2 separate regions of the Homo sapiens genome follow, and region 1 is linked to region 2. Evidence: chromatin contacts called from ENCODE Hi-C or POLR2A ChIA-PET data. All regions are on one chromosome and are shown on one strand. Each heading gives the region's core, a stretch centred on a gene start or an enhancer-like site at or near the end of the contact. The rest is flanking DNA. Distances are from core to core; before and after follow the strand shown.

What was found. Hi-C counts contacts between places; a loop is a spot of excess contacts on that map. ChIA-PET counts read pairs that join two places held with the same protein, here RNA polymerase II (POLR2A). Pooled maps may share reads with other maps.
Region 1: a map of endothelial cell of umbilical vein shows a loop between it and region 2 (4-fold over the local background). The contact joins the promoter of SPRY4-IT1 here to the enhancer-like site in region 2. A Hi-C loop is called at or near these places in 7 of 168 maps with a recorded cell type or tissue (aorta, ascending aorta, astrocyte of the cerebellum and 4 more) and 3 of 50 pooled maps. POLR2A ChIA-PET finds 5 or more read pairs at or near these places in 10 of 52 experiments (BJ, GM12878, H1 and 6 more).

The regions. Positions count from the first base shown.
Region 1 is chr5:142,315,859-142,320,560 of GRCh38, reverse strand. SPRY4-IT1 (SPRY4 intronic transcript 1) reads left to right here and starts at 2,239. Exons shown (of 1, transcript NR_131221.1): 1 at 2,239-2,941. All of the region lies in intron 1 of SPRY4 (sprouty RTK signaling antagonist 4), which reads left to right. RefSeq lists an enhancer at 225-969.
Region 2 is chr5:142,247,685-142,252,625 of GRCh38, reverse strand. No RefSeq gene overlaps it. Among named protein-coding and RNA genes, the nearest start is that of SPRY4-IT1, 68 kb to the left of the region's middle. Within about 2 kb of position 3,380, at least 10 of the 41 ENCODE cell types and tissues checked have a DNase peak (open chromatin) inside an H3K27ac peak, as active enhancers do; they include ascending aorta, where a contact is called at or near this core.

The DNA of each region.
Region 1 (4,702 bases), core at 990-3,489, 69 kb before region 2:
GAAGCTGATTAAATAGCCCAAAGCCCAAAGTCCAGCAAGATTCCCACCCTTCCGTGTGCTGGGGCTTTGGAGCTCAGCTGATTGGCTGTGAAAGAGAGAAGAGAAGAGGGTTGGGAATCGGTAATGTGGTGGGATGAAGTGATGAAAAACAACCGTTTTTTTTTTGTGATCTCTGACAGATTGTGGCCAGAGGTGAGCTTCTTAGTGCTGGTGCTGGGGGTAGGGAGGTGGGGGAAGGAAGAAAGATTCATAGACAAATCCAGCTGCCCAAATGCTTTATTCTTCCACTGGGGCCATTCTCAGCAGAGATTGTCTTTCTTTGCAGGGTATAGGGAGGGGCAAGTCCTCTGCTTCCCTCAGCATCCCTCCCCCTCTTTTTAAAGTCCTTTTAAAGCAATAAGTCATTATTTGGTTGTAGCTTAATTAGCTAAACTGGAATAGTGTCACAAAGAACCAAGCAATAGTGGTGGGCAGGCTCTCTGGCAGCCTAGAGACCTTTATTCTGAGTTGTTTAAAGGGTTAAACAGCCTTCACTGAAAGAACCCGCTGAGACTGAATGGGGCAGTGCTTAAACTACCCATTCATTCACAGCCTCTTGCCAGTTTGTCATTAGCTGACCTGTAGCTTTCAAAGTACAACTGTCAGGTTTTCCCAATATTTCCCAACTCACCTCCCTAGGGTAAGTCAAGGGGAGGGTGTGGGTGGGTGGGATTAGGCATCCTGCTCAATTGTGCGGACATTTAACATGCCTCTTGATTCTTTTCAGCCAGCCTGTATTGAGCGGTTTGCAGCCTGATGCTCAGCCCCCTCCCCACAGGTACAAATGCAGTGAGTGTCAGACTGGCTGGTTCTGGGCTCCCAGACCCGCCAAGCAGCAAATACAGTGTTGCGCGTGTTCTGGGGATTTTGATATCCTGCTGATTCAGTATTCTAGGACTCTCTGTGCCCTGGCTCCCTCCCTTCCTCACAGACCTGGGCCAGGGACCCCATCAATGAAGGTACCCTAGGGACCCTTAAGTTCAACTTGATAGGTGGGGAGGAGTAGAGATTCCTTTCCACCCCAGGGTTTCCTTTTGGGGACTGGTTTGTAATAAACTCCTACAAGTGAAATCCATTCAACTATAAGAAAACTAAAAATGAAACCACTTTTAAGACGGGGGATGGCATGTAACACTGAACTGGAGTGAAGAGCACTTGAACTCTGAGCCTTCCTTGAATGAGAGAGATTACAAACCCCCACAGCCTTCACTCTCCACATTGAAAATTCCCCTCCCTGGGGTTCAGGCTGATGTAAGCCCCATCTGGCTTTCCTTCCCTGTTGGTTGCATTGCAGAGCCCCAGGATGTTCTAATGATGTTCCGTGAGGGCTGGAGGAGTCCATGGTTGTGAAAGTGATGGCACTTTCATGCCTTTCCATAAATTCCCAGAGGTTATGGAGGGCTTTTGTAAGTCAGGGCTGAGAGGTTAATATTTCAGCCTCTGAAGCCTCTGCTGTCTTGGTTCAAATCCTGCTCTGGTCACTTGCTAGCTCTATGACCCTTTGTGCTTCCATTTCCTCCTCTGTAAAATGGGTTCTCTCTTGAAGTATGGTGAGGATTAAATGACTTGATTTATGGTGAGAAAATAAATCACTGAGGGCTTAGCACGGAGCCTGGCACCAAGAAATGTTTCGTAAATATTAGCCGCTTCCATAATTATTATTTATTATTATTAGAAGGTTGAGTGGAGGTAAAAGTCCCTTCCCTCTTGCCAGTTCGTAAGAGTACCACCTAAACTTGATAGAGGTGCTTCTTTGGCTAAGTGGAGTGCTGGGTTTGTTTCTCTGTCCAGTGTCTTCCAAATTGGCCATCAGTCTCTTCCAAACTGCTTAAATGAGGCAAAACCTCCTCTCTCTTATTTATATTATAAATCTCTTACTACCTTGCAGGGGAAGCAGGGAGCACATATTAAATTGCACTTAAGATTGTCAGCATTGCTCAGAGTGGAGGGTGGGTGTTTCTCAGTGAGTAGAGATTGATCTACCAAATCAACTGAGAGTTGTTTTTTCTTTTTCTTTCTTTCTTTTTTTTTTTCTTGAGACTCAGTCTTGCTCTGTCACTCAGGCTAGAGTGCAGTGGTGCGATATTGGCTCACAGCAACCTCCGCCTCCTGGGTTCAAGTGACTCTCCTGCCTCAGCCTCCCAAGTAACTGGGATTACAGGCACCTGCCACCATGCCTGGCTAATTTTTGTATTTTTAGTAGAGATGGGGGTTTCATCCTGTTGGTCAGGCTGGTCTTGAACTCCTGACCTCAAGTGATCTGCCTACCTTGGCCTCCCAAAAGGCTGAGATTACAGGCATGAGCCACTGCGCCAGGCCTTCTTTCTTTTCTTTTTTTCTTTCTTTTTTTTTTTGAGACATCATTTAGCTGTGCTGAGGGGTTCTTAAATAGGCAGCTCAGAAAATTGTTTTCCTTTGTCAGCCACATAAATTCAGCAGAGGCTCTTGGAGGGTCCCTGCTGGTGAGGGGTGAGGCCAGCAGTGGAACTCTGATTTGGTTTTTGCTGAGCTGGTGGTTGAAAGGAATCCTACTACATCGGGGTTATAATAGGGAAGATACATTTTAGAATATGCCCAGTGGAGCCATCGGATGCTGCATCGTCCCCAGAGAGCCAAGTCATCGTGGGCCAAGCTCCCATCCCCATGTCTGGCCTCAACTGCAGGCCCAGATGTTGACAGCTGCCTCTGGAGGGTTATGGGAGCCTGTGAATGCCAACATCCCCATTGCCTGCAGCGGCTGCTCCCATCCTGGCTTCCTGGTGGGACTTTTCCATGAATTGGGGAATCTGCTTTCTGATTCCAAGGCCTATTAAAATTTCTGAGCATTGCCCATTTCTTTTGCTTTATCTGTAGGACATGGGCTGTTTTTAAAGAACCTCACAAATGAAAAAAAAAAAAAAAAGTGAATCTGCTTAAGGAAAGGGAGTCTTTTACTTTCTTCCACAGCATGACCAGACCCAATCCTGGTCCTGAGAGACAAAACCCAACTATATGGGGCAATAGAAGCTTCAAACTGCTGCCTACATTGTGTTGGCAGGACCCTGAATATTCCTGACATCGGTTTCTGGAACAAGGGACTCATGTTATCATTGTCCGGGGGTGAGGGTTCTGGCTGGTGCTGGAGAATCTTATCCGTGGCATTTTTAATTCTTAGGCCAAGCCACACCCTTTCCTCCAGGCAGCGTCCTCAGTGCTGGACCTTGGGCTCCTAACCCTGGCCTCTTGCCCCAAACTCATTTATTCTAGAAGCAAGGCTTTGGAACACCTATTGAGAATAAGTGGGCAGGCTGAGGTAGCATTCCCTGGAATTCCTACGTTGTCATCAGCCTGATCCTTGGAAAAACTCCTCTCCATAGATGCTTACTTGCATTCCCTCTCTCCAGCCCTGACCACAGGATCTCCAGGGGAGGCTGCTTTGGCAAGTGGCTACTCTTTGGTGGCAGACCTGCCAGACACTTAAGGTAAACTCTGCCACAAGGAAATCGCCAATTCAAAGGTGATGCTATGGTTTCATCCGAAGAGAACATGGGGGCAGGCACTGCCACTAGGTAGGCTTTCTCCAAGACAGGAAAAACAAGGCGTGTAAAGAAATACCAGCATCCTTTTAAGTAGGCAGGGCCATGGGAGCAAAGCCAATAGTTGATGCCCTGCGTGAATGGGAAATATCAGTTGACTGAGCATTGAACCTCGCAGAAAAGACTGGATGCTTTTTGGATTTAGCAGTGTAAGTGATATACATACTGGAGCCCCGTGGATAGCCCCCTTTTTATCCCCTTCATAAACTTTTATCTAGAGCTAGCTTTTTATTTTAGACAGGTTCTAGATAAACCTAACAGCAGAGGGGCAGGATCAGCTCTCCTAATTAGAACATCGTTAGCATCTTGATGCAAATTTAGTAAATGCAAAAGCATTTACTAAAACCCCACCCCATAATACATTAATGCAATGGCCTTTTTTTGGTTTTGTTTTAAAGACTTATCTTTCTCTTTTACCCTCCCTCCCCATTCCCTGGGGTTCTTAAGATTGGGGTGGAATCTTCCCAGAGTGTAATCTTTCCCTTGGATTCCAAATTGTATCCCCTTGAGCAGAGGTCTTGGCCTTCTGCTGCTATTTCTTTAAATTGATCTCCAGCAGAATTCCAAATGTAAAGGTCAGCAGGCAAGGAAATGGCACTTCTAATAGAAAACAATGTGCACTTTCTAAATTTGAACCAAGCAGTTTCCGCTCTTTGATTTAAGTGACTTCCTGGGGTTCCGTGTCAGGCACTGCAGTTGAATCTCTGGCTGGATTCCAACTTAAAATTGCACTCTCTCGGTGAAATTAGAAACTGATCCAGGGTTGGCTTAGCTACTCTAGTAAATAGCATTTAGGCTGAATGTTCAGCTCAGCACTTGGAAATGGGTGATGTGAGTGCCCCTCGAGAGGATTTCCCATCCAAGTTGTCAGAAGCTCACATACCCAGGGATTATTAGCCACTGCAGGTTGCTGCTCTTAAGAAGTGGTAGTAATAAGTTAATATCCTGGATGTGCAGGCATCAGATACAGCCCTTCTCTTGTGAATATCTGAAATAAAGGGCTTGTTTATCCAGCTGATAAACTCCATGGGAGCACCCAGAGCTGTCTGTTGAGTTCACCACATTGTCCCCAGTGCCTGGCACAGTGC
Region 2 (4,941 bases), core at 2,131-4,630:
GTCTAAAAAAAAAAAAAAAAAAATTCCACAGTCACATGAGACCTGGACTAGACTTAAGTGGATGGGGATGGAAAGGAGGTAGTCTTTGCCACACTTAAGGTTTTTTTTGTTTGTTTTTTGTTTGTTTGTTTTTTTGAGATGGAGTCTCGCTCTGTCACCCAGGCTGGAGTACAGTGGCATGATTTCGGCTCACTGCAACCTCTGCCTCCTGGGTTCAAGCAATTCTCCTGCCTCAGCCTCCTGAGTAGCTAGAATTACAGGCATGCGCCACCACGCCTGGCTAATTTTTTTTGTATTTTTAGTAGAGACAGGGTTTCACTATGTTGGCCTGCCTGGTCTCAAACTCCTGACCTCAGGTGATCCTCCCGCCTCGGCTTCCCAAAGTGTTGGGATTACAGACGTGAACCACCACACCCCGGGCTGCCACACTTAAATTTTTTTTTTTTTTTTTTTGGAGATGGAGTCTCACTCCATCACCCGGGCTGGAGTGTGGAGTGCAGGGGTGCGATCTCGGCTCACTGCAACCTCTGCCTCCCAGGTTCAAGCAGTTCTCCTGCCTCAGCCTCCCAAGTAGCTGGGACTAGAGGCACATGCTGCCATGCCCAGCTAATTTTTTTGTATTTTTAGTAGAGACAGGGTTTCACCGTGTTGCCCAGGCTGGTTTCCAACTCCTGAGCTCAGGCAATCTGCCTTCCTTGGCCTCCCAAAGTGCTAGGATTACAGGCGTGAGCCACCGCGCCCGGCCACACTTAGATTTTAATCCAGCACAGGAGTCAGCAAACCTTGGCCAGTGAGATGGTCACCTGTGGGTTTTTTTTTTTTAACTTATTTATTTTTCTGCTTGAAGGGGACAAGCAAAGTCACCTATTTTTGAGAATAAAGTTTTATTGGAACACAGCCATACCCATTTATTGCCATATTGTCTATGGTTGCTTTTGCCTTAGGAAGGTGGCATTGAGTAGTGTCAACAGAGACCACGCAGCTGGCAAGTCTAATATGTTTACTATCTGCCCTTTTATAGAAAATGTTGCCAAGCCCTGATGTAGTACCTTGGGTTGCTAGGAACAGAGGCCCACCCAGGTTAGCTCTGTTTGTGGTCAGAACGTAACAGGAAATGTGCTAGATGCCAAGGGCATGAGCTACAGAAAAATCAGGCCTTGGCCAGGCGTGGTGGCTCACGCCTGTAATCCCAGCACTTTCAGAGGCTGAGGTGGGTGAATCACCTGAGGTCAGGAGTTCGAGACCAGCCTGACCAATATGGTGAAACCCCGACTCTACTAAAAATACAAAATTCGGCCAACGCGGTGGCTCATGCCTGTAATCCCAGCACTTTGGGAGCCCAAGGCAGGCGGATCACAAAGTCAGGAGATCGAGACCATCCTGGCTAACACAGTGAAACCTCGTCTCTACTAAAAATGCGAAAAATTAGCCGGATGTGGTGGCGGGCGCCTGTAGTCCCAGCTACTTGGGAGGTTGAGGCAGGAGAATTGCTTGAATCCAGGAGGCGGAGCTTGCAGTGAGCCGAGATCGAGCCACTGCACTCCAGCCTGGGTGACAGAGTGAGACTCCATCTCAAAATAAATAAATAAATAAAATAAAATAAATAAAAAATATAAAATTAGCCGGGCATGGTGGCACATGCCTGTAATTCTAGCTACTCAGGAGGCTGAGGCAGGAGAATTGCTTGAACCTAGGAGGTGGAGGTTGCAGTGAGCCGAGATCGTGCCATTGCACTCCAGCCTGGGCAACAAGAGCGAAACTCCATCTGGAAAAAAAAAGAAAAAGAAAAATCAGGCCTCAAGAAAGCTAAATCCCACAGGTTTTCCTTGTGGGATTTCTGTTTCTCTCTCTTTCTTCTCTGCTCTTTTTCCACTGCCAACCTTCCTCCACTTACTTTGTCTGTCCTCAGCTTGCACCAAGCTCCTCAGGACTACCCAGGCCCCATCTACATCATGCAATTCCCCAAATGGCCTTTCAGCTTTGGTTTCCATTGCTAATGGCCCCAGCCTCTGAGTTTCCCAATTCTAAACTCCCAGGGGAGGAATTTGATTGGCCCAGATCATCTTTTCAAGTCTATGGGCCTTGGAGATTCTTAGCTAGCCTGTGGCTGCCCCCTCCTCTCAGTCAGGGCTCTGTCCCCCTGCCATCAATATCAGTGACCATGGAGCATTGTCCCATGGAGCAGAAGGTGTTGTCCACTTAGCAGGGGTGGCAGGCATAGAGCCCTCATTTAGAAGGGAGTGCAGCAGGGCAGGAACACTTAGCTAACTCAACTTGTGAAAGACCTGGTCATTTATCAAAATCAAAGGTCATTCTTCTAGCTTGCTTATTCACAACATTGACTGAAAAGTGAAAGTCTGAATTATCAACATGCCCACTATGAGAGGTGGTACAGAGTCCTCCTGAAGTTTGCAGATGGGTATAAGGTCAGCAGAGGGAGAGAAGAGCCAGATCAACTGCCATCAATTGGTGGGATTTCAGACATTAGAGCCTTCTCCTCTCTAAACTGGCAGGAGAAGAAGGGGCAGGAGGAAACCTAGCCTGGCAGAACTTGTTCTGGTTCCGCCACAAACAAACCGGTGATGAATGCGTTACTTTCCTTCCTCCCACCTCACCCCAGGCCTCAGTTTCCCCACTGATTGAAAGCTTAGAGCCTTCCCAGTGATGATCAAACTGTGCCCTGCAGCACCAGCACTTGGAGGGCTTGTGACAACACATGCTGCTGGTTCCTACCCCTGGAGTTTCTGGCCCAGCAGGTCTGGGTTGGGGCCTGAGAATCTGCATTTCTAACAAGTTCCCAGGACTTGCTGATGCAGAGGACCCAAGCCCACACTTGGAGGGCCCCTGGTCTAAATCATCGCTAAGGCTCCTTCCAGCCATGGCACCCTGGTTCTAGTCTGCTCCTGGGGTTAGGTTTGGTGAGATTCCTGGTCAGTGTGGAGCACTGGGATTGTGTGCCAGGGAAACCTCTTGCTTGTGTTAAGAGGCCTTTCCTGAGCTGAGTAGAGATCTGATTGTGCCCCCCCCCCCCCCGCCACTACCACCTTTTTTTGCCTCTCACCACCACAAGGACCATTTTACCAGAGAGTCCTGGGCTCCAGAAATACCCAGCCGCCTTCCCAGTCTGCTGGAAAATGTTGACTTTCTGTTTCCCTCCTTGGCCAAATTTTGTGGGCAGCGTGGCTCCCCGACACGTAGGCCGCACAATTGGCTCTCACAACTCACTTCCTCAAAGGTGATCCCATGTCGTTCTGCTGTCCATGATAAACAGCTCCAGACTGGGCAGCCCAAACCCAGGGGAAAGCCAGCCTGCTGTGGATCTGGAAAGTTCCCCACAGGCAGAGAGATGGCAGCTGTTTCTCTGGCCCAGGCTGAGGCCAAGCCACAAGCTGGGAGGACAACTTGGAGCTCAGGCGTCCAACCAGGGCTGCAAATTGCCCCTGCAGGGCCCGGCCGAGTCTGAAGGAGCCAGAGGAGGCGGAACTCTGAGTGACGGCTGAGTGGGGAGACACCCTTCATCATCTTGCTAAGTCACTAAGAGGTTTCTGAAACAGGTGGCTCAAATTTCCTTGAAAACCCAGAATAATCCCCCATTTGAAGTGTGCGCGAATCTTGTTGTCACCACCTAGTATTAATGGGCAGGCACCGCAGAAGGGAAAAGGGGTTTTCGGCTGCATTTTTGCACACTGACTTGCCTGACAAGCTCAATAAAAGCTTAAACAAATATTAAAAAACACACAGAGAGTCAGGCTGGTTTAAATTAACTTCCCAAGCACTTCACCTACTGTAGGAAGAAATTATAACAAAATGTCAGAGCAAAAATAAACCGCGCATGGAAATAAAAATAAAACATGAAATGCCCTCTTACAACTAACTGTTCAGTACGATTTAGTTCATAACAACATATCATTGTACATGAAGTTTTCATAGTCCTAAAGTGTATTTGGGCATTAGGAATGTTGACTTTGAAAATTTCATATTTTACACGTTGGGAATCTGTCCCTTTCCCAGAAGTCTTATAGATGTAAACCACTTTAAAACCAAACCAAAAAAAAATTCTCTGTTAACTCTGAAATAATTCTTCCACATAGAATATGCTACTTGACTTATGACCCCAAATTCCATTTCTCTTAGGTGTTCGCATCCTTAGCCTGCTGCGTAGGCTCCACAAAGACCCTGCTCCTCAGTCTTGGAGAAGAAGGAAAGCGTTTGGGGTTGAGATATGACAGGTTCAACTCTGGCCATCTTGAAATCTCACCCAGAGGTGGAGTTTGTGAAGGGGAAAGATCCTTTGTAATCCTTGAGCTGTGGCTTGTTAAATCCTCCAACCTCAGTGCTTATACTGAGCTGGATATACAGGTGCTTCTTGATTTACAATGCAGTTATCTGCCGATAAACCCACTGTAAGTTGAAAATGTCGTAAGTGGAAAACCCATTTAACACACCAACCTTACCAAATATCATAGCTTAGCCTAGCCTACCTTCAACACTTACAGTGCTCAGAACACTTACATTAGCCTACAGTTGGGTGAAATCATCTCACACAAAGCCTATTTTATAACAAAGTGTTGAATACCTCATGCAACTTATTGACTACTGTACTGAAAGTGAAAAACAGAATGGTTGTATGGGTACTCGAAGTACAGTTTCTACTGAATGCGTGACACTTCTGCGTCACCGTAAACTAAAAAAAATCATAAGTTCAACCATCATAAGTCGGGGAGTATGTGCCCTGAAAGATTAAAGGAGAGGGATGCTTGGAGATCTCTTTCCAGGATAGAATTAAGAGACAGAAGGAAAGCAGGGGAAGGACAGAGAAAGGAAAGGAAAGGAGAAGGTAGGAAGGGAGGGAAGAGGAAGAAATTTCAGAAAGGAGGGGAGAAAAGAGGGGAAAGAGAAAGAAGAGAAAATTTAAAAAGCAAGGAAGAGGCCTGGCGCGGT